Regions from separate parts of the Mus musculus genome. Here all the other regions are linked to region 1. Evidence: chromatin loops called from intact Hi-C (ENCODE). Cell type or tissue: left cerebral cortex. All regions are shown on one strand.

What was found. Peaks named below come from ENCODE experiments on the same cell type or tissue, not always from the same donor. Only the 100,000 strongest peaks of a DNase experiment are listed, where the experiment ranks them.
Region 2: it touches region 1 in a loop (2.9-fold over the local background); 7 of 42 quality-filtered maps call a loop at or near these places.
Region 3: it touches region 1 in a loop (2.4-fold over the local background); 10 of 42 quality-filtered maps call a loop at or near these places.

The regions. Positions count from the first base shown.
Region 1 is chr2:71,152,119-71,160,118 of GRCm38, forward strand. It overlaps Gm39576 (a long non-coding RNA gene), which reads left to right and starts at 3,079. Exons shown (of 3, transcript XR_866408.1): 1 at 3,079-3,664; 2 at 4,787-5,072; 3 at 6,895-6,974. In left cerebral cortex, CTCF peaks have their summits at 221 (motif pointing right) and 3,565 (motif pointing right); a DNase peak (open chromatin) is centred at 3,560.
Region 2 is chr2:71,218,441-71,226,440 of GRCm38, forward strand. Dync1i2 (dynein cytoplasmic 1 intermediate chain 2) reads left to right here. Exons shown (of 16, transcript NM_010064.4): 3 at 861-978. Among named protein-coding and RNA genes, the nearest start is that of Dync1i2, 10 kb to the left of the region's middle. In left cerebral cortex, no CTCF peak of the experiment used is centred here; no DNase peak of the experiment used is centred here.
Region 3 is chr2:71,208,498-71,216,497 of GRCm38, forward strand. It overlaps Dync1i2 (dynein cytoplasmic 1 intermediate chain 2), which reads left to right and starts at 3,449. Exons shown (of 16, transcript NM_010064.4): 1 at 3,449-3,577; 2 at 5,942-6,058. The coding sequence starts at 5,951. In left cerebral cortex, no CTCF peak of the experiment used is centred here; a DNase peak (open chromatin) is centred at 3,210; H3K4me3 peaks cover 1,319 bases; H3K27ac peaks cover 783 bases.

The DNA of each region.
Region 1 (8,000 bases):
AGCCTATAGATTCATAAGCAGATAGATGTAGCTGTTTTGAGTTATTTTAACCATAACAAAAACAGAAAATGCAACAATGGCTTTAGGACTGGATGGGAGATACAAGGTCTTCAAGGAAGTGTTATTGAAAGCTTCATTGCTTATTATTATTACTATTATTATTATTATTATTAATTGATGATGATGATTTTTGTGTGTGTGCATGTTTGCAGTACCCTCAGAAGCCAGAAGAGGGAGGCAGATTCCCTGGAACTACTGTTCCAGGGCTACTATGAGCCGTTTGCTGTAGGTGCCGAGAACTAAACTTGGTCCTCTGGAAGAGCAACCAATGCTCTTAATGCATCTCCAGCCTCGTTGTTCTTGACTTATTAGTTTGGGATTAATGTAGGAAAATGTCACTGGGAAGTGAACAGAGGAGCAACAGTTTGGCGATATTGTCACCTATGGTCAGGAGAAGAAAATGATGGTCTGCCTGAGGGATTGTTTCAGGCCTGGGATGGGAGGCACAATGCCTGTAGTAAAATCCAGGAGGAAGGAAACAGACTGAAGAGGGAACCGTTTCAACAGCTAGTGAAACAGAATCCAGGGAGCCAAAGCCAGCATGCTGCTAGTCAAAGTGCAGGCTTCACCCACATGACTGTTGACTGCCTTAGATGTTTTAGGATGGCTTCAGAGACCTTTCATGCAGACAAGAGGCTCACACACCTTAAGGGAGCCCCATAGAAGCTTTAGGGGTTCTAAGAGAAGAGGAAGGGTGTGCAACACCCTTTTTGCCCAACAGAGTTGGCTAGAAATCAATTCATAAAAAGTCTATTTTTTTTTTGTTTTCCAATGAATGACAATCAGCTTGGACCGAAAGGCACATTCAGGGTTTCAAATCTCAGCTGCCTAAGAGCAAGAAGCCATCTAAGAAAACTCTCATGGGAGGGTAAAGAAAGCCCTAAATGCTTTCCTTTGGCATTTTTCTGTTTTGTATTTAGAAAGCTTATAGATACAGAAGAGCTCTGAAGAGCTGGTCTTTTGTGGAAGGAAACCCACAAAAATTCATAGACCACCTATCTATAATCATAAATAGTGAATGCAGACAAAGGTTTCTCTTCTCCTGACCCCTAACATTTTGTTTAGAAAAGGAAGAGGGGGGTGTGATGTCACTGCTGGCTGTTGCTTGGGAGAATCTACATTCGTCAGAGAACAGCTCTGGTCCCTCCTAAGCCTCCCAGAGCCTGTGGCACCTCTGTTTCCCTAGAAGCTCCAGTCTTTTGTTTAGATGAACAAGGCTCAATTATTTCACCCCTCTTTGAGTCAGCGGTACCTGAAGAGCCTCACCACCTCTAGACTTGATTTCAATGTCAAGGTTGTGGACCTCAGGCTTGAGTCTAGCACCACAGGAGCTGTGTTGGTTAAGGGGCTTAAGGTGGGTAGTGAGTACATTTTGCAGCCAGAGGAAAATGAAAATAACTTACGTTCTGTGGGATAACTGTAACGGCCTTAAAATGTAGCTAAGGATTCTTTAATGAGTTTTCTCAACAGAAGGCAGAGCCCAGCTTCATTCCCTTGAACAGCGAGATCTCCATGACTTGTTTTCAACAGACTGACCATGGTAGAAGTGATATTTTATGTCCTGGCTAGTTGTATATCAACTGGACACAAGCTAGAGTTATCTAAATGAAGAGAACATCAATTGAGGCCATGCCTCCATAGATTCAGCTGTAAGGAATTTTCTTGATTAATTATTGACATGGGAGAGCCCAGCCCATTGTGGGTGGTGCCATTCCTGGGCTGGTGGTCCTGAGGTCTATAAGAAAGCAGGCTGAACAAGCCAGGGAAACAAGCCAGTAAGCAGCACTCCTCCATGGCCTCTGCACCAGCTCCTGCCTCCACATTCCTGCCCTGTATGAGTTCCTGTCCTGATGAACAGTGGTGTGGAAGTATAAGCCAAATAAATCCTTTTCTCCCCAACTTGCTCTTTTGGCCACGGTGTTTCATCAGGGCAATAGAAACCCTAACTAAGACACTATCAGACTTCTCAAACAAGATCACAGAAGGGGACACGGCTCTTGCATTCTTCTCTTTGTCATGAGGATTGACACTAGCCACTGTTGTGTAAGGATGACAGAAAGCTGTACAGAAAGAACCTATGGATTTGCATGTGTCTCTCAACCATGATGATGACTGAGAGCAAATCAAGTTACAGACAAAGATGCAGGAGCTGGTGGCATATTGGCAGATTTTGTATCTGCTATATATGAAGCCCTGGGTTCAATTCTCAGTCCTTTATAAACCAGGGCCTGGTAGTATACACCTGTCATGGTTTGTATATGCTTGGCCCAGGGAGTGGCACTATTAGAAGGTGTGGCCTTGTTGGAATAGGTGTGCCACTGTGGGTGTAGGCTTTGAGATCCTTATCCTAGCTATCTGGAAAGTCAGTCTTCTACTAACCGCCATCAGATGAAGATGTAGAACTCCCAGCTCCTCCTGCACCATGCCTGCCTGGATGCTGCCATGTTCCTGCCTTGATGATGATGGACTGAACCTCTGAACCTGTGAGCCAGCCCCAATTAAATGTTGTCCTTAGAAGAGTTGCCTTGGTCATGGTGTCTGTTCACAACAGTAAAACCCTAACTAAGACAACACCTCTAGTCCCAGTACTCAGGAAGTTGAGGCAGAAGATCAGGTGTTCTGGGTCAGCTTTGGCTACATAGTGAGTTGCAGGCCAGTCAGGGCTGTATGAGGCAGGCAGGGGTTGGGGGGAGAGGCAGGGAGAGCACAGGCAGACGAGCAGATTCTATTTAAACAAAACCTTAAAACATGAGATCAGATACTGCGTATGGATATTATATATATGACATATATAAAAATTAATAGGAATGATGAACATGAAATATTCAAGGGAGTTAACTATGCTGTAATAAGCAAATTAAAACTAACTTTGAAAATGAGAAATCAGAAAGATAACACGGCAGGGTACTCTCACCCTGAAGGAGGTGAGCATGACCTTTGGAATGTCAGACGGAGGGAGCCATTTGGTGCATATATAACTCCTGCGTTTGATGAGCAGATGAGAAATCATTCGGTTAACATTCAGCTTTCTGATGCGTTTATAAATAATTCCAATAGTAACCTTTTTCATTGGGAAACACCTGTACGGTGCCAACTCTGATTACTCCCTGTGGATATTGCTTAGCTCAAAATTAATATATCATACTTTCAAGAATGACAGACTGTGGGCTGGAATAGGAGAAAACAGTAATTTATAAGATGGAGTAATTACTGGAGGATCCAGGTACTATTTACTGACTTTCTTCTTTGTTCTCAAGCCAACAAAATTATCGAGTCCACATTCCAGAGTCCTTTATTAGCCTTAATCTTAGGTTGTCTATCAAAAACAATACTGTTGTGGATTAATAAACAGCACAAACCCATAATAAACCGCACGGGCTCTTGGTCTTCCCAGGTAATAAGAGCGCTCAGCTGAAGCATTATCAATGTGACTGACTGCAGGTCCTTTTTCCCTGGCTGCTCACTCTGGCTAGGACGGCTTCGCTCGCTGCACTACAAGCAATAGCCACCAGGTGGCAGCAACCCCATGACTGCCAATGGCCGCGGAAGGAGAGGCCACCTCTCTGGCTTCTAAGCCAACCTGAAGGTTTAGCTGCAGAACCAGGTTTGATTGTTTCTTTGAGAGCTGGCATTGGAATTCTAATCACAATTACAATACAGCAATCATTTGATGTATAATAAAGCTCCCAACTGCTCTTCTCTTTGTATATCTGATGGTAAAACTTTATTTGAAAGCATGACCAGGTAGAGCTATGCAGAATATAAAAGATTGTCAGGTGTCCAAGATAGTGTGACAGAGAACACAAAGGGCTTTAGGGCAAAGATAATATATAGAGTATAGAATATAGAATATAGAATAATGTGTGTGTATTATATATATACATATACATATGTGTATATATATATAATACATATGCACATATATAGGAACATACACATTCACATGTATGCACACATGAACCTATGCTCATACATACTCCAAATCCATGGACTATACACCACTTATGTCACATGTATGAAGACAAAGATACAGGGACTCTGGGCACCTCCATGCAGTGTTACTATGGACACAAACACACTCTAAAAAAAAATAGTGTATTTTAAAAAGAAACTAATTTCAACGGGGCATTAGGTATCAGATAACTCATGTCAAGGGAAGCCCTCATTTAGAATATTCAAAGAGAAGCACTAGACTAAGTGGCAGGATATTTGACCTGTAAGCTACAAAGAGTTGTGGGTGGCTCCTCTCATAGCTTGTTATGGCTGACATCCATGCAACTGAGAAGAGCCCAGCCAGGCTCTGGCTCCTCGGGAGCCTGAGCTTCTCAGAGGACAGTGGTCTTCAGATACGTCAGGGCGGATAGTGCTTTATTTTCAAAGTAACGGAGGCTCACATTTTCATGTGTAAGCATTCTGAATGGGCCTGGGATGTGCAGAGGGCAAGTCATGGGAGGTTCTGTGGTTGGCAGGAAGCCCTGGTTTTGAAGCTCAAGGACTTAGGCTCCGACCGGAGCTTTTCCAGAGGATTTAAGATCCCGGCTGTCTTGTTCCTGTGATGGACTTAAAGACGCCTGTCTTTAGAGTTCTCAGGGCACTGGGAGACTCTGATAAGATAATCTAATTGATGCTCAAGATATGTTTGTAGAATATCAGTGTGAAATTTTAAATTGTGCTTTATGAACAATCCAAAATACGTAACTAAAGGTTCTATAATTTGTGTCTTAAGGGTGTCTCTAGTTCCTAACGTAGTACTGAATGGCTTGAGTCCTGGAATCCAGACTGGAGGATTTGTGGGAATAAAGGAAGAACACACACGCAGGCCCAGGTACAGGAAAGCTGGGATCAGATGGGGTCGGAGCCCAGATTGGGAACCCAACGTAAGCATTCGCAGGCAGTAAACACCCAGGAGGAAGCTTCAATATCCAGTCTCTGTACGTGCCGCTCGGACATCCATGAACAGTTAATCTCCCGGCCTCTGAGCAGAGCTTCTCCACCGCTTGAGGCCCCCTGAGGTAAGGTTTGCTGCTTCTGTGGAGCTGAGGCATTGGAGTGCTCACAAGGCCATTCCTACGTCAACAGTAACTCAGTTCCTCAGGGTGTCCTCCATCCCCTACAGCATGGAAGTCTTAAAATCCTTGGGATTGCCTTTGTAATGGGGGTAAGAGGAACCACATTTGTTATTCCTAATAGGCTCCCAAATTAGAGCCTGCAAGCCCACTCATTCTAAGCCTCTGGGAAGGCAACTGAGGTCAATAGCCACAGAACAACTTTTTTTTATTTTTGCTTTTTTTTTTTAAATAAATATTTAATCTATATGAGTATACTGTCACTGTCTTTAGACACAACAGAAGAGGGCATTGGATCCCATTACAGATGGTTGTGAGCCACCGTGTGGTTGCTGGGAATTGAACTCAGGACTTCTGGAAGAGCACTCAGTGCTCTTAACCTCTGAGCCATCCCTCCAGCCCAAGGACCAACATTTTAATCAACCATGACCCAAACCCCAGAAGATGGTGTTAAAGGGAACTTCTGATTGGTGAACACATCCCTGTACGGAGAGGGTGGTCCATCCCAGCCTCCTCTAGGATGAGTGTCCCTGCTTAGAACCTTTCCCTCTGGCTGAAGCCAGTGAGTGTCTCTGCATTCTGTGTGCTGCCGGGGAAAGTTGATAAACACAGGGAGCTGGTCTCTGGGATGCTATGCAAACTTATTACTCATGGTTTGACGTGACACAGGAGGATGGCTATTTTTATACTTGGATTTGATGAAGCCATGTGGTCTGTAGAATTTGATGGGACACTGAGTCTGACCCAGTAGTCACAGACAGAGAGGGGCCTCCAGCAAGGCTGGGCTGCTCCTGTAGTATCGTGGACACAGCAGCAAGGACCAGCATCGATCTCCACCCGACTGTGCCTCATCTCAGACTTCCCGATCGTATCAAACATTACAGTTCCCACCCATAAGGGACAGGGATAAATGGAGCTTGTGCTTTCAATGATGCTCACTCAGACCAATTCACAGGGTGGGCGGGGACGGGGAGGGAGAACTGCTTTCCAGAAGAAACTGTTCAGCTCTTCATTTTCAGCTTGCTCTCTGCCTTCCAGGTGGCCACACCGTGGGCAGCTTCCCTTCTGGATTAGTAATGAGAAATCCAAGGAGGGTGGTGGCGATAGCTTCTGTTGTGTTTTGAGACCGAGTCTTACACTGTGGCCCAGGCTGGTCTGTGGGAAGCCGTTACAGAGTGGCAGTTACAGAGTGGCAGTTACAGAGTGGCAGTTACAGAGTGGCAGTTAGAGTGGCAGTTAGAGTGGCAGTTAGAGTGGCAGTTACAGAATGGCAGTTACAGAGTGGCAGTTACAGAGTGGCAGTTGCAGAGTGGCAGTTGGCTACAGCTGGCCACCACACATACATAGCCAGTAAAGGTTCTTTTGCCAAGGTGAGGTTTTGAGAATTGACAAAAGTTAACCAATCAGATGAGAGACAAGTTAACCAATCAGATGAGAGACAAGTTAACCAATCAGATGAGAGACAAGTTAACCAATCAGATGAGAGAGAACGCCTGTCCTAGGCCTATAAAAGCAGCACCAGTTCTGGGCTCGAGGTCTTTTCGCCTCTACAATCAAGCTCTCCCAGTAAACGTGTGCAGAAGGATCCTGTTGCAGCGTCGTTCTTCCTGGCCAGTCGAGCGCGCGCAAGACTGGTCCTAAGCTCCTTTGCTCAAGGGTGGCCAGTTTTGGAAATCTGAAGCATAATTGTGTTGTTTCTTGAGAAGCATAGCTTTAAAAAAAATAGGCCAGAAAAACGAAATCATTATTTCTGTTTGTGTTTCAACAGGTGATGTAACCCACCATCCACTTCGAATGCTAATGTCACATTTAAATACCTTTCAAATAAAAAGGCAACATTAAAATTACACATGTCCATCTTACACAATATATTTTTGAAATGTGGATACATAGTAAATTTTCCTTTTCTTTTCTTTCCTTTTCTTTTCTTTTCTTTTTTTCTTTTCCTTTTCTTCTACACAGGGTTTCTTTGTGTAACCCTGACTGTCCTGGAACTCACTCTGTAGACCAGGCTGACCTCAAACTCAGAAATCTGCCTGCCTGTGCCTCCCTAGTACAGGGATTAAAGGTGTGCGCCACCACTGCCCGGCCATAGTAGATTTTCTAACCTGAGGAAATTAACATGTTACTCCGACAACTTTTGAGAGGAAATAAGAATTCTCTGTCTCTCTCTGTCTCTCTGTCTCTGTCTGTCTCTCTGTCTCTCTGTCTCTCTCTCTCTCCTCATTCAATAGGATCTTAACATATAGCTCAGGCTGTCTCAAACTTGGGATCCTCCTGCCTCCACCTCCCAAGCACTTGAGATTAGAATTCACCACCAAGCTAGATGAGAGACTTAAGCAGACATCTCATTGGTTTTCGAGGTCACAAAACCATGTCGCACAGTGTTCTGCAGCAGAGCTTACTTCTGAGTAGCTGCCCTTGTGCATGCTTTAGGGAGGACAGAGAACAGTCTTGTGTGTCGACTCGAGCTTTCCACCTTGTTAAGAAGGGTCCACCTTGTGTGTGCTGCCATGCTCTGTACTCCAGACTGACTGGCCTACAAGTGTCCTGGCAACTCTCCCATCTATGCCTGTCATCTCAACATAGAAAAGCTGGGGCTGCAGCTGTGCATTGAAGCCTAACTTCCCTTCACCTGCATAAAGTCTCAGACCTCACTTCTAATTTCCATCCAAGTCTTGTCCAGTTTTTTCTGTCCCTTATCCTAGGAAGGAGGACTATTAGTCAGAGTTCTCTGGTGGAACAGAATTGATGGAGTGAGTCTATATTAAAGGGGGATTTGTTATATAGGCTTTCATATGGTCTGGATAGGATAGTCCAGCCATGGTTATCTTCCGGGGGCGGGGGCGGGGGCGGGGGCGGGGGCTGAGAACC
Region 2 (8,000 bases), 66 kb after region 1:
AAGAGATTTTTATAAACATTTTTTTATATAAATTCACTGGAAATTTTATGTAGAGCTTTAAAAATTATTCTTTTTTTTTTAAGAAATCAATTTGCTTAATTCTTATATCTTAAATCCCTTTAGTTTCCCTTCTGTAGAAACGTATTTCTAAGTTTTTGTACCATTAGGGTTGGGGACTCCTGTGGTTCCTGTCCATACTCACCAGATTCATATGATAGAGAATTGGAAGTTGACTGCTTTTTAAAGATGTTTGCTTTTTTAAAGTTATATATGCATTTTAAGACGGACTCTTGCTATGTAGGCTTGGCTAACTTGGGATTTGCCCTGTATACCAGGCTGTCCTTGACTCAGGAAGTCCTCTGCCCACTAACCTCTGGGATTATAGGCAAGATCTATTATTCCTGGCCTTTTTGATAATATTTTTGTGAAGACCCCTTGAATATATATAAACATGGATGCAGTAAGAATGATTTATAAAAAGAACTGTAATATTAAAAACAAAGTTCATCCTAACAGTTAATTGCATAGGCTGCTCTTCCACAGGACCAGTTTTGATTCCCAGCACCCACATGGCATGGCAGGCAGTTCACAATGCTGGCAGCTCCAGGCTGGGGATCCAGCTTCCTCTTTTAGCCTCCATGGGTACCAGGCAAGCATGTGGTGTACACACATACATGCAAGCAAAACACTATACACATAAGTGAAATAAAAATAAAACTTTAAAAATAAGATATATATGTATATATACATTATGTATGTATGTATATATATATATATATATGTATATATATATATATATATATATATGTAGAAGTGTTTCATATCATACTTTAACTTGAGGTTTTGACTTAAAATTTTAGACTGATCAGAAGAAGGAAGCTGCTGTTTCTGTACAAGAAGAGTCTGATCTTGAAAAAAAAAGAAGAGAAGCTGAGGCATTGCTTCAAAGCATGGGACTAACTACGGACTCCCCTATTGGTAAGGACCTAACTGTATCTTTTCATGGGAAACAGGCATATATTCTGTTGAGCTCAGACATATCCAAGCTCAGTGCATTGGTTTGATATCTTTTGCATATTTTATTTGTCTCAAAAGCATTACCATTTGCTTGAAACTCCTTTTTTCCCCCCAGATATATCAGTACAGAGTTATTTTATTTGTTTGGGAAATCAAGATTAATACCTACTAACACATACCAAGCTACCAATTTAATTTTCTTACTTAAATAAATAACTTACTATGCACCACACTATGCTAAACTTAAAGATGAGTATTTCCTAACCTAATTCTATATTCCTTTTTGTAGGCCAGGAAAAGGTGTACTAAGACAAAATCCTCAAAACAAAGGAGAAGGAGAGAAATGTATAGCATTCTCGCAGTTCCAGAAAGCACATAATTTCACCTGGTCTTGGTCTTTTTCCTGTGTTATTCATCTTGATAGTTATATTAGACCAATATGCTGCATAGAAGAGATACTGAGATCTAGTTACATACTTGAAAGCATTTCATGCTTATTTAAATAATATAGTTCTGTGTTAGGTGCTGCTACAGAGAATGTGTTTTAGTGTGGCATTTTATCCTTTGGGGACCTGACCTTTCAAGGTTATTTTTGAGCTAATATCTTTGTGTGTGTGTTTGTGTGTGATGGCATATTGGTGTGTGTCCAGGTAGGTGCCACGCATGAAGAAGCCAGAAGACAACTTTGAGTGATATTCTTTGGGTGCTACCTTCCTTCCTGACTTAGGGCTCTCAGAGTAGACTAGGCTGCTACCCAGTGAATGTAAGGGTCCACCAGTCTCCATCTCCTTGGCTGGGATTACACATGTGCACCACCATAGCTGGTTCTGGGGCTAGAACTCAGGTCCTCATAACTTGTGCAGTGAGCACTTTCTGAGCAGAGCTGTCTCCTTAGCAATGTTTCATCTTGTTGAGGTTTTTTGTTTTGGGTTTTGAATTTGGCTGTTGAGACAGGGTTTTCTGCCCAGTCTGACCTTGAAATCATAATCCTCTTGCCTTGGCCTTCTGAGTGCTGGGATTATAGGTGTGTACCATTGTACCTAGGGTGCAGGCTAATTTTATCTATCCTAGGGGATGTACACCAGAGGCAGTAACTACAATGTGCCTTAGTGTAAACTGATCATTATTTCTAAAAGGTTTTGAGATGAAAAGGCTAGTTTTTCTCAACATCTGCTTCATTGTTACACCTTCCTGCTCATAGTTTTTCTTTATTGCTAGAATTTGAAGACTGTAGCCCATTAATTTTTATGTCTTTAATAATCCTGTGCTATATATTTTGATTTTAAAAACAAATTAACTCGATTACTTTTCTTATTATCCTAGTAACTGAAGCACATCACTTGTCAGTTGTACAGGTCTGGAGAGGGTCTTGTTTTCTTATTTTCTGTGCCATTGGGGTGTGGATTTCTTCTATGAATCTTCCCCCCCCCCTCCAGTCCCACCCTGACTTCCATTGCACTAATTTACTTGCTCATATGTCTTAATTCCTAGCCCACTTCTGCTGTTTCTTGAAAGATCATTCTTTAGTGAGAGGGCCTGCCCTCTTCCTCCATTTCTATTTCTTCTCCTACAGGAGAATTTGTAATATTTAGTTTTACAGCTTTTAAAGAAAAATCTTACTCAACCAACTCATTAATTCAAAAAGTATTGAGTATTTTGATAAGCCAGGCTGGGGGATGGGCTTCTGAGTATAGACAAGTGCCCTGCAGAGTTCCTGTAGGGAGCTGGATTATCATGGTGATGTCAGAGTGAGACTGAGCTTTAGATCTGGTGCTCAGGAAGAGCTTTGAAAGAACAGGAAGATCAGAAGCAGCCCAGCATGCTAAGGCTGAGAGTGGGGGCAGTCCAGGTGGAGGGAACAGTGAGGGTAAAGCTAGCCTTGGCTGGGCTCCTGTGGTTGCAGTGTAAAAAGCCAGAGAGAGGCAAAGAGCAGAAGTGGGTAGAGGCCGGTGATACAAGATCTTGGGCAGGACAGAAAACAACAAAACAACAACAGCAACAAAAAACCTTTATTAGTCTTTAAAGAGGCAGACAAAACAAAAACAGTCTTTCCCAAGATAACCATTATTAGCTTAGGAAAGTAGATGCACTTCCCTTTACAGAAACTTAGGCTATAGAATCTAAACATAAGGCTATATCTAGCATAAGTCAAGGAACTTCATTCATATTCAGGTCTTTCTCCAGGAACCAGTGTTGTATTATTTCCATTTAGCAGAATCTGATCTAATTTGGTAGTCCTTTCTTCTGCTATAGCTTCAAACCGAGTTGTCTTCAGTGTCATAGTGACAAAGCCTTCAGATCCTGGAAGTATACAACAATTCCATTTCACTCCACCTACGGGAATTCCTGATCCACATTCATTGCATTGTCCACAAGCTTCAGTGGCAGGAGCTGCAAAGAAATAGTGATAGCTTCGGCACCATAACTGTTCTGAGTCTGGAAGGGTTGCTTAAGGATTTCAAGCAAAGGCTTTCTTTTTCTTTTTTCTTTTTTTTTTTTTCTTTTTTTTTTGAGACAGGGTTTCTCTGTATAGCCCTGGCTGTTCTGGAACTCACTTTGTAGACCAGGCCGGCCTCGAACTCAGAAATCCACCTGCCTCAGCCTCCCGAGTGCTGGGATTAAAGGGGTGTGCCACCATGCCCAGCTAAAGGCTTTCTTACTCCTCTTTGGGGCTGGGTGGGATGGTGGCAGACAGGTGGCTACAGGAAAACCTTGGGACGTCAGTTCTTTCCTTCTCCCTACATGGGGACAGAAGTCGGCCCTCCAGGCTTGCACAGCGCTCATCCTTCCTCACCAAGCTCTCTCCCTAGTCCTTCTGTAGGCCATTGTTGTTCCAGTGTAAACTGGAGAGAAAAGGGGAGACAATGAAAGGAAAAACTATTGCTAGTCTTCAAACCATTAGTTTGGTTTTTTTGCTGAAGTAAACTGACAGTGTAAATAGCTATGCTTTTTTTTTCTTTCTAATGAAAATGTATTTCATGAATATGAGTGGTTACTGAAAGATTTTAACTTTTTTTTTGGTTTTTTCCAGACAGGGTTTCTCTGTATAGCCCTGGCTGTCCTGGAACTCACTCTGTAGACCAGGCTGGCCTCGAACTCAGAAATCTGCCCACCTCTGCTTCCCAAGTGCTGGGATTAAAGGCGTGCGCCACCACTGCCCAGCTTAACTTTTTTTAATATTTATTTTTCTTTTACATGTGTGAGTGTTTTACCCGCTTCTATGTATGTGCACCAGGTGCAGCCTGCTCTCTGTAGAGGTCAGAAAAGGGAGTCAGCCACCATGTTGGTGCTGGGAACCAATCTGGGATCTTCTGAGGCCTAGTTAGAGATAGTATTGCTGTGATAAAGGAAACACCATGACAAAAGCAGTTTGGGAAGGAAAGGGTTTATTAAAGCCTTATGTTTCACAGCACTGTTCAGTTGAAGGAACTCAAAGAGGGCAGGGACCTGGAGACAGGAGCTGTTGCATATGCCATGGAGGGGTGCTGCTCACTAGCTTGCTCCCAAAGCTTGCTCAGCCTGTTTTGTAGCACCAGGACCACCAGCCCACAGGGAGCCGCACCCATAATGGGATGGGCCCTTCTTCATGAATCACTAATGAAGAAAATGCTGTGCAGACCTACCTGCCTACACCTATCTACCCCGATCTTATAGAGACATTTTCTCAATTGAGGCTTCCTCCTTTCAGAGGATTCTAGCTTCAATCAAGTTGACATAAAACTAGGTAACATATTCTGTTAAACAGCAAGGTCTCTTAACCACTGAGTTATCTCTCCAGCCCCTGCATTCTTGATTAAATATCAGCTTGCTATTGGCATGAAAATATTTAGAATTTTTAGCTGCCCATAAGAGTAGAATGTTAGATCTAGCCAAAGTAGAACTGTTCAGGGCAACAGTAAGCAGGCTTTGAGAAAGAAGCCAGGTGTCATCACTGTATTTTAGCTCATGGTAGTTATTTAAAAATTGAAAGAATGTAAAGGCATATGAGATTGTGTTTACCAAAAGAGCATAAGCTGATCAACACAGAATTAATATCTTTAAATAGCTGTGTAGCCTGCACTGTCTTAAGATTTAGCCTTTCTGTTTCCTAGCCAGACCTCTACATGTTTCCCTGTCTTATCTCTAAACTATTTTTCTTCTCTTAGCTGACATAACAGAATGAAACCAATAAGTGGCTAAGCATATTATGGTGATCTTGTTGCCTTTAAAATATGAGGGAAAAGTGTGGAAAGGGTGGGAGGATAGGAGAGATGTCTTAGCAGCTAACATTGTCACACTCCAGCTGAAGACCTGGGTTAGCTTCTCAGCACCCTGATAGGCAGATAACAATGACCTGTGATCCAGCATCAGGGGACCTGATACCCTTCTCTGGTCTCTTGGGGCTCCTGCATTCATGTGCCCATACTGCTACATAAAGATACACATAATTAAAAATAAATCTTAAAAATAATTAGGCAAAATGAATTCCATAATCTTTAAGACATATACTTATAACCCCAATATTAACACCCAGTGCTTATTTATAATTTGTTGTGAAAATACAAAATACAGATAAAGGTGTGATAGTGTTGTTGTTTTCATAATCCACAATTTAAAAAACAAAACAAAAAATAAAAAAACCAAAAAGTGAATAACTTTAAAAGGTTGAGTTTACATCATGACCTATATGGATACTTGTTTTCTTTAAACTATAAAAATCCTTAAGTAGTCATCAGACAGATTTAAAGTTTAGAAATTTAAAATTACTGTTATTCTACTAAAACTTTTTTTTCTCTTGAGATGGAGTCTGATTATTCGTATTGTCTGGACTGGAACACATAGAGAGAGGTCTGCCTGCCTCTGCCTTCCAAGTGCTAGGATTAAATGTGCACACTACCATGATTGAATAATTCTCTTTTTTCAATGTCACTAATAAGACAGCTCCACATATTTGCTGGTAGATTGATGTTTAGTTGGCCATTTGACTGTTTTTTGTCTGACACTCTTGAGAGTAGGATCTCTCACAATATAAGTTAGACCTTAAATGTTTGTTTGGATTTAATTAGATCATGTCCTTCTACTTGAAAGGCCAAACAAAAGACACCCTTCTTTAAGACATTGTACGTTAACTGCAGTTCCTCAGGATCCATCACCTTCCTCTTGCTTCCATAAGCACGGGGCACACACACTGTACACAGACATAAATGCAGGCCAAGCATACATATGAAGTAAGTATGAAAAAAGACATTGTACGCAAATATATAGCAGAAATTGAAAGTCACATATTTCCTAAAATGAATGTTTTAACTTATGGGTGAGCGCATCTAGTAGGTAAGTCCCAGCACACGGCGCATTGCTGCTTACGCTTTGCTTTGCTGGTTCCCCTTCTGTAGTTTGGGGTGTTTTAGAGCAGACTTGTGCAGAGAACACAGTCCATGCTCCAGCTCAGTCGTTTCAAGTAGAGCTTAATTTTTAAAACCATTTCATGACAAGGAATGTTGGTTCTTTTTCTTTTCTTTTCTTTTCTTTTCTTTTCTTTTCTTTTCTTTCCTTTTTTTAAAGATTTATTTGTTTTATGTATGTGAATACACTGTGCTGTCCTCAGACACACCAGGAGGGCATCGGATCTCATTACAGATGGTTGTGAGCCACTATGTGGTTGCTGGGACTTGAACTCAGGACCTCTGGAAGAGCAGTCAGTGCTCTTAACCACTGAGTCATCTCTCCAGCCCTGTTGGTTCTTTATGATATTTTAATCTACAAAATAATTTATCAACTTCATTTAAAAATGTAATGATTGAAATGATATTGAAGAGAATATTTTTAACAATATAAATATTAATATCATAATATAATTCTCAATATTGAAGAGACTATCTTAATATTCTGATAATGAATGTTCATTATCAGAAGAGAGGCACTGTAAATGGAGAAACTAGTATTTCAAAGACTCAGTATGTAAAGCAATGCTTCTTAGAAGAACAAAGAAAGCAGATAGCTTAGATGATGAGCCCTAGGCTGAGAGCCCATGTGTCTGTTCACAGAGGGGCATGGTTGTGAGGAGAGTGTGTACTGGTGCTCCAGCTGAGAAACCTGGTGGCTTGGGTTGTCCCATTCACTGTCTTCTGCCAGCATTCTGAACCTCCATGCTCCCTTTCCATGACTGCCTACCTTTTCTATGCCCTGCTTCCTAGCAAAAGCCCTTTCCCCAGAGACTTTATTCTACCACATACAGTCCTTCATCTCTGAGGCTTCTGTGTGTAGTTGTGGATTTAGGGTTAATTTTAAATCTAAGTGTATTATTAGAGTCTTTATGGTTAAAAATATTCTATTATTTCTTCATTGGCCAAAGGCTGTAATGTTACTTTTATATCCTTGGAAAGCCAAGGTTTTAGCGGGTGAGTAAAGCCTTCTTGACAAAGCTTTGTATCCTAGAGAGTGAGCCAGTCCATGTTGTCGGTTATTTGTGTGACGAGGAGGCTGTGCTGTTTTCACTTCATGTCTCTTGGGTTCTTAGAGAAAGGAACATGTGCTGTCTTTACCATGAATTTCTGAGATCCATTTGCATATTTATGTTACATCAGTGCAGACCTGCTTTAGACTATTTTATAGACAACTTGAAATAAAGGCAGTCTGATCAAATTACTGTCTTACTAAGCAAATCATATTTTAAATACTTGACAAAAGCTACATATTAATGGCTTATGACATTTTCAAAGACATTTACAAGCTGTCCTTTAAAATTCCAGAAATGAGTCTTTTCTACTTGGTAGCTCATGAGTTCAGGTCTTTCTCCTCCCTGAATGCATGTTTTCATTATTTCAGAGGTTTGTTGAAGTCTGAGAGTCTAGTGGTACTGCCTCATTGCATAATTATTATAGTCTTTCCCCCCACTCCCCCAAGACTAATTGAATTACATTATTGTAGTCAATGTTAATGCCTTATTTTCTATTAGCATCCACCTTTTGATAATAATAGTGATTTGCATTTTCCAGGTTGTCCCT
Region 3 (8,000 bases), 56 kb after region 1:
CCATCTTAAAGACAGAGTTCAGTGGAATCTTCTGTGATACCTAAGTGTGTGTTACCTGCACCAGATCACGGCATGAATCTGCACCAGCACCCTGTGCCCCTTTCTTTCTTCTTTTTTTTCCTCTTTCTCTCTTTCTTTCTTTCTTTCTTTCTTTCTTTCTTTCTTTCTTTCTTTCTTTCTTTCTTTCTTTCTTCCTTCCTTCCTTCCTTCCTTCCTTCCTTCCTTCCCTCCCTCCCTCCCTCCCTCCCTCCCTCCCTCCCTCCCTCCCTCCCTCCTTTCTTTCTTTCTTTCTTTCTTTCTTCCCCCCAGGTGTCTATTTTATTGGGATTTGAGTTTCACTGTAAAACTCCCAAGGGAAAGAGTTTTTTGATGTCTGAGAGGTCTCCTTTTTCACAACATACAGAAGTCATGAAACCATATGTCCATGGCAGATCAGATGGGAAGAGCTGGGGCTGGGGAACCACATGACAGTTTCAGGTGACTACAGTTATGTGAGGTGCAGCCCAACGTCACCGGACTTTCTGTTTATTCTCGATGAGCTGCAGCATCAGCAGCCACTCACAGGGCTCTGTTAGACACAGTGGGGACTCCAAGGGAGCCTGAAGATTGCAGACAGCAGAGACCATACCATAGGGCAATGCACACAGCCTGGCTCATCAATGGATTTGATGTGAGAACTTTGCCCATTTATGAAGACACTCCCCAAATTCCTGCTGAGTGAGTTTCCAGCAGCTTTGGGGCATTTTCTCCTGGCAATCGGTCCAGGTTTTGTTGCTGTCTTACATGTTGTATTTCTGTCTTCTAAATACATTTACAAGTCTTCAGGCCCCAGCTGAGCAATCACAAGGCAAACACTCCAACACTAATTGACAAGATCTGGCTTGGTCATTCTTTTCTCTCTCTCTCTCTCTCTCTCTCTCTCTCTCTCTCTCTCTCTCTCTCTCTCTCCTTCCTTTCCTTTTGCTTTTTAAAGGGAAATGGCTGAGAAGACTTTTCTTTTCCCCTCTGTACGGAATAAGAAACAGGAAGTGGTATTCTTGCCCAGGCTATCTTAGTCATCGGACTGGGGCAATTGTCCCTCTTCTCTGAAGCTGTCCCTGACACCAGTATATAATTCCTAACATCAGAAAATGAGCCCATGGTGTCATTGTCAAGCTTTGACAACAAACATGGCCGGACATCAGAACTCTAGATTGGCCTTCACGGTCTGTGAGTGACTGATCTCAGTCTAGGCTTGGATATATATGACTTTGCTCTTCCTGTGGCTTCAATCCTCAGTTTTAATTTTAGCCCACAGCCATTCTGAATTATTTGTTGATTCTCTACTATGCTCTACGCTCTCATCTTTGTACTTTAACCCTATTTTCCTCCTCCTCTTCCTCCTCTCCCTCTGTCTCCCTCTCCCTCTCTCCCTCCCTCCCCCCTCCTCCTCCTCCTCCTCCTCCTCCTCCTTCTTCTTCTTCTTCTACTCCTTCTCCTTCTCCTTCTCCTTCTCCTTCTCCTTCTCCTTCTCCTTCTCCTTCTCTTTCTCCTTCTCCTTCTCCTTCTCCTTTTTCTTCTTCTTCTTCTTCTTCTTCTTCTTCTTCTTCTTCTTCTTCTTCTTCTTCTTCTTCTTCTTCTTCTTTTTCAGTACCATGGTACTTTTCTGAATCTTGTTTTCATGATTAATTTTTTCTTTCTTTTTCCCTGGCTGTCCTGGAACTCACTCTGTAGACCAGGCTGGCCTCAAACTCAGAAATCTGCCTGCCTCTGCCTCCCAAGTGCTGCGATCAAAGGTGTGTGCTACCACTGCCCAGCCATGATTGATTTCTAATCAACTTTCCAAAATCAAAGACTCGTACCTGGAAGCATCTCTTAATGAAAGTATTTTTTTTCTTACCTACCTATTTCTATGACTTAGTTACACAATCTCATCTTAACAGTTGATGGAACTGAGAACCCAGTGTTTCTCCGTTGAGAAGAGGAAAGTTTGTTTCAGCTCTGAGAGTGTGCAGCTCCATTCCTGGTACATGATGAATGGCTACTCATAACAATTTTCAAGTGACTAAACAAAAACTATTTGGAAAGAAGGAAACAAAGTCTGCATAACTAAACGCTCTTTGAAATTTTAAAGCTTCAAATTTGAGATCAATATTAAACTTAAACAATGTTCTTCCTGTCAGTTTTCTAGAAGATAAGAAAGTAATGCTTTGGTATTACCTTTAATATTTAGCAAATAACGCTTTAATACTTGGCAAATAATGCTTCAGATTATTCAAATAAATTCTTCAAGCCACATGCATCAGCCCATGCACTTCTGGTAAATTCTTATTTCAATTATTTTCTTTATATTAAAAATCTAACCAGATCCAATAGTATAAAATGCTTTCTTACCAAACACACTTTTTGGAGGAAACTATTCTGTTATAAAATACTAGAAATTATTTTTATGCTAATTATTTTTTTGTTTTGTTTTGTTTTGTTTTGTTTTTAGAGACAGGGTTTCTCTGTATAGCCCTGGTTGTCCTGGAACTCACTTTGTAGACCAGGCTGGCCTTGAACTAAGAAATCCGCCTGCCTCTGCCACTGTCTCCGGAGTGCTGGGATTAAAGGCGTGCGCCACCATGCCCTGCTTAAATTAATATATTTTTATTTAAAGATTTATTTATTTTATTTATACAAGAACACTGTAGCTATCTTCAGACACACCAGAAGAGGGCATCAGATCTCATTACAGATGGTTGTGAGTCACCAATGTGGTCGCTGGGAATTGAACTCAGGACCTCTGGAAGAGCAGCCAGTGCTCTTAACAGTTGAGCCATCTCTCCAGCCCCAATATATGTTTATTTTTGATCTTGTGTCACATGCTACAAGAATCCTCAATAATCCATGGCCCCTGCAAATCAATCTACGAGCACATGCCTATAAATAAACTTCTTAAAATGCCCTTTTCTCAGGTTCATTATGGAAAAACAGGACTTAAGATTTTGTTAATGTTGGGCCACAGACCTTAAGCAGCACATGCTGCATTGTAATCATTGTTCCACGGAAGAAAACACCTTCAATACAAACTCTGGAATGTTCTCATTAGCATTTTAAGGGCAGAAAGATGGCCTTGGTGCTGGGGACAGGAAAGCTAAGACTGACTACATATCCCAGCATTCCTTGCCTCTAGTGGGACCACAACTCCCACAGAGCTTCGCTCGCCCAGGCAGGGCGCCTGGTTGCCGGGACTTGAAGTTCTCTGGAGGTATTGAGGGCTCCGCCCCAGGATGTGAGGTGTGGTTGTCCAGCTTTTGCCAAAGCGGAAACGCTTCGGGCCCCGGGCCGGTGTATCTGTTTCAACCGGGAGATTCTGTTTTACAAAAGGTAAGTCACGGAGAGGCCGCCCCTCTGCGCTGGGCGGCAAAGACTCTGATTCTGTGTGAGACCGCGTCTCGGCGCAGCCATTTGTCCCTCGGCTCTCGCCGTAGCGGCCGCCGCCCATCCCTCTTTGTGTGCTTGGGACGCCGCGGATCTGCGGCGGCGACAGTTGGAGAGGGACGTTCCCGGGAAGTTACCGGCCAGAGAAAGCGATCTCCACTCCGCCACCTGACAGGTCGGTCGGCCGCGCTTCCTTCAAGTCCCTTTTGCCTCTGATGGCCGCTTTGGAGCTCGTAGGGCCGCCCGGCCGATATTCTGACAGCGCCGGCCCGGGTGACTCAAAGCGGCCTGGGGAGGCCACCAGGGCCCTTGGCAACCCTTCGGGACCCTCCGCAGGCGGCCTGGACCCTCGGGATTTGTCCTGCACCCGTCTGGTGGACCTCGGACACACCCCAGCCCGGACCGCACCCTCTTGGCCTTAAGCCTAGGGAGAAAGTAATTCCTTAAGCTTTGCTTGGTTTTTATTAATAAAGATCACTACTACTTGGGTCAGTAGCAATGACCAGGCACCTAGCGTGTGTGTTGGAGGTCTCTGAACACTGTGATTGTAAACATCATTCTAGACACTTTCCTTTTTCCGGAGTTTTAAGAAAATGAACCTGTCAGTCACGGAGCAGAGGCCCTGACCTGTCTGATAATGAGGGAGCTAACTGATCGCCCGTGCTTCAGCGGGACAAAATAGTTAGAGTTGAAGGAAGAAGTATTTCTTCAAACTAGATTCCAGGCAGTATTGGTATATTGTTGACAATTGGTCCTAAACAGAAAATAATATGTATTATTTATCATACATAATACAAAAAAAAATCATACAGAGTGATGTGTATGGAAACTTTCTTCAACAGCCCTTACAGTATGAAGCTTTTTAGAGACCTGAAAAGAGTGGGTGAAGAAACACGAGCTTTGCTTTGCGAGTTTGTTCAAATGACTTGGTTGGGAGTATATATAAGAGTGTATATTCTAGCTGCATATGTATCAAAAGATGGCCTAGTCGGCCATCACTGGAAAGAGAGGCCCATTGGATACGCAAACATTGTATGCCCCAGTACAGGGGAACGCCAGGGCCAAAAAGGGGGAGTGGGTGGGTAGGGGAGTGGGGGTGGGTGGGTATGGGGGACTTTTGGTATAGCATTGGAAATGTAAATGAGCTAAATACCTAATAAAAAATGGAAAAAAAAGTGTATATTAAAGGGATTTCCTGTTACTTGCTCACTAGTTTTTGCCCACTGTCCTGTCTTTCTGAAGTACGCTACCAAGAATTCTCCCTTTTTCATTTACATAGAAGAATGTTTTTCATTTTCATAGATGAATTTTTCCTCCTTACCAAATTTGCCCTTAATCCAACTTTATTGTGATCCTAAGAGATTCCTAGACTTTTCAAGAGGTTATTAACCCAGTTTCCTTAATCAAAAGCATTTAATCCTGCAGTTGTATGGAGAGAGACACTGACAAAGGTTGAACCAGTAATGTAGAGAAGGTAACAAGGTCCTGGCTCCTACCTTACATTGAGTCCCTAGGTTACCTTTCCAGTTCAGAAAGCTCCTCGTTCCTCCCTCCCTCCTGCATAACAGTCAGTATGAGGACACGCTTGTGTTCGTAATCCCATCTACTTTGCAGATGGATCGTTTAGCAGCTGTGAGCTCAGTGTTAAGGTTGCTATGCTGTGAAGGTAACAAAAACCATAAAAACACAGCCCCCAACTCATCCAGATGACTATCTACCATGGAACATTTCAGGCCCATATAGATAATCATAAGAATGCCACAAGAAGGTGTTAGGTGGAAATATACTGTTTGATTGATTGTCATGGAACATCTATAGAATTTAAAAGAATTTTTAGGAACTTCCTGTTTAGCTATTCAGTGTTTTATTAAGTTTCTGGGAACAAAACACAGACATCTCTGGTAATAGTTTTGGTTTCATAGCTGAAGACATAAGCATTCTTTAAAAGCCTGTCTTGCCCTGTATGGCCCAGGCTGCCTGGAACTCAGAATCTTTGTGCCTCCCTCCTAGAGAGCCCAGATTACAGGTGTGAACTATCATACTCGTCTAGAACTTAAAACCAACAGTGTCGTTTGTTTTAAGCATTAGTTATGACTTTTATTATCTAGTACTCAAATACAGAGACATCAGAAAACATGGAATCTGGGTGTGCTGGCTAACTCTGGCACACCAGAGTCTGAGATAGGAGAATCGCCATGAGGACATCCTGGGCTACATTATGATTTCAAGGCCAACCTGGCTACAGTGACACATTGTTAAATTTGGGCTTAGGAACATGAAAACATCTATGTACTAGCTGTTGTGCTCAAGTTCTAGGAAATATTTCTTCATACATTTGTGTATAATTTTTCTTACATTTTAACAGTATGCATATATGGTTTTTGCTATTTTAAAAGTAGAACTTGTGTGTTCTCTATGGGTACCATTGAAATTCTTAGCTTCTTGGTACACCTCTTGAAGTACTTTTTTAAAAAAAGCCTGTTGCTTGTTCTTTTAAATCAATGTAATGATTATTGTTAATGTTGGCATGCTTTTTAAGGTCACAACCATGTCGGACAAAAGTGATTTAAAAGCTGAGTTGGAACGTAAGAAGCAACGGTTGGCCCAAATCAGAGAAGAAAAGAAGAGGAAAGAAGAGGAAAGGAAAAAAAAGGAAGTATGTTTGATTCACTAAGACAAGCAAAACCCTTGAGTATGAGTCAGGGCATTCCATAATATCGTCAGTACCAGTGCAGTTCCCAAGCTGTTATTGCCTGTGCAGCATTATCAGTGAATTGTACTTTGAAGGCAGGTGTACGAAGATGAGGAAACTGGTCCAGGGTGATGTTTTAGTGGGCTGAATGTATTTCATATAATTTGATGCATTTCTAAGATTTGAGCTATGGAAGTTAAATTTACTCATATAGTCTTCTAGAAATATATTTTCATGCAAAGTAAGGATCATCTGCATTATAGTACGTTATAGTACACACCTGAATTAAGATAACACACATATATGTGTATACATGTAATAAATTAGTTTATCAGAATAAATTCATTGTCCAGATAATTTGATAATTTGCTAGAATGATATTACTGGCAAACTGAAATATATGTAACAATTTATTTGAGTAGAAGATTTGCATATATATAACATTTGAAATGAGTTAGTCCTTGAAATATGGTTATTGATTTAATAGTACCAAAAAGGTACTTTTATCTTCTGATTTTGTTTATCCCACAAATCTCTGTTATGATTTGTTTACCATAATATTACAAATATGTGTTGGCTTTGAGCTGGCCATATTTTACTTGCCCTTCCTTGATATTTACATATTGTTCCTAATTGCATCTCTTTGGGCAGATTTGTGTACACAGATACAGTTCAGATGGCCAGTATAAAATAACTTGCCCTAAGTGTGCCTGCCGTACTGAGTTTGTGTATATAAATGCCTGAGTAATAGCCAGGACTGCGAGAAGACTGTTAGATCTCTCTCAGGACCTGGAGAAAAAGCATTGTTAAAAAAACAGAGTTTATCACAGTGACTCAAAAATCATGTGTAGTGTGGCTGAGAAACTTTGGAAGACTGTAATTGGACGGTCTCCTACTTTTACAAACCTTCCTGTGATACATGGAAATGGGTTGAAGCTTTACATTGGATATTGGAGTCACAAATAACTGGTAAAAGCATGGCTCAGACTGGCAGAGTCAGTCCAAATAGTACTTATAGTCTTAAACTGTTGAATCAATATTGAGAACAGACTTGATTTTGTTTCTTATGGGTGTCCGTAAATGGCCTCTAAGGGATAATTACGGCATGATTGATGTCTGACTTAGAGTCTTATAACACAGTGGGATGGTGTACTGGCTGGTTTTGTGTGTCAACTTGACACAGGCTGGAGTTATCACAGAGAAAGGAGCTTCAGTTGAGGAAATGCCTCCATGAGATCCAGCTGTAAGGCATTTTCTCAATTAGTGACCAAGGAGGAAGGGCCCCTTGTGGGTGGTGCCATCCCTGAGCTGGTAGTTTAGGATTCTATAAGAGAGCAGGCTGAGCAAGCCAGGGGAAGCAAACCAGTAAAGAACATCCCTCCATGGCCTCTGCATCAGCTCCTGACCTGCTTGATTTCCAGTCCTGACTTCCTTTGGTGATGAACAGCAATGTGGGAAGTGTAAGCTGAATAAACCCTTTCCACCCCAACTTGGATCTTTGTCATGATGTTTGTGCAGGAATAGAAACCCTGACTAAGATAAATTGGTACCAGCATAGTGAGGTATTCCTGTGACAACCTGACCATGTTTTGGAGAGGACTGTGGAAGGACTTTGGAACTTTGGGCTAGAAGATCCATTTGGTGTTAAGAGCTCTGTGGGATGTTGTGTAGGAGCTTGGAAGATAATGTTGAGAACAGTGCAGAAGATGGAGGCCTGGCTTGTGAAATTTCAGAGGGAAGAAGATTAAAGACTCTTATCAGGGCCATTGCTATTTTGACTGTGAAGATTCTGTGGTTCTGGTTAGCTGGGGCTGATGAATCAGCTGTGATTAACAAGATACCAGAAAAGCAAACCTTTGCATTACTGGGACTATTGATGCTGGTTAGCTGGAGCTAAGAAATTAGT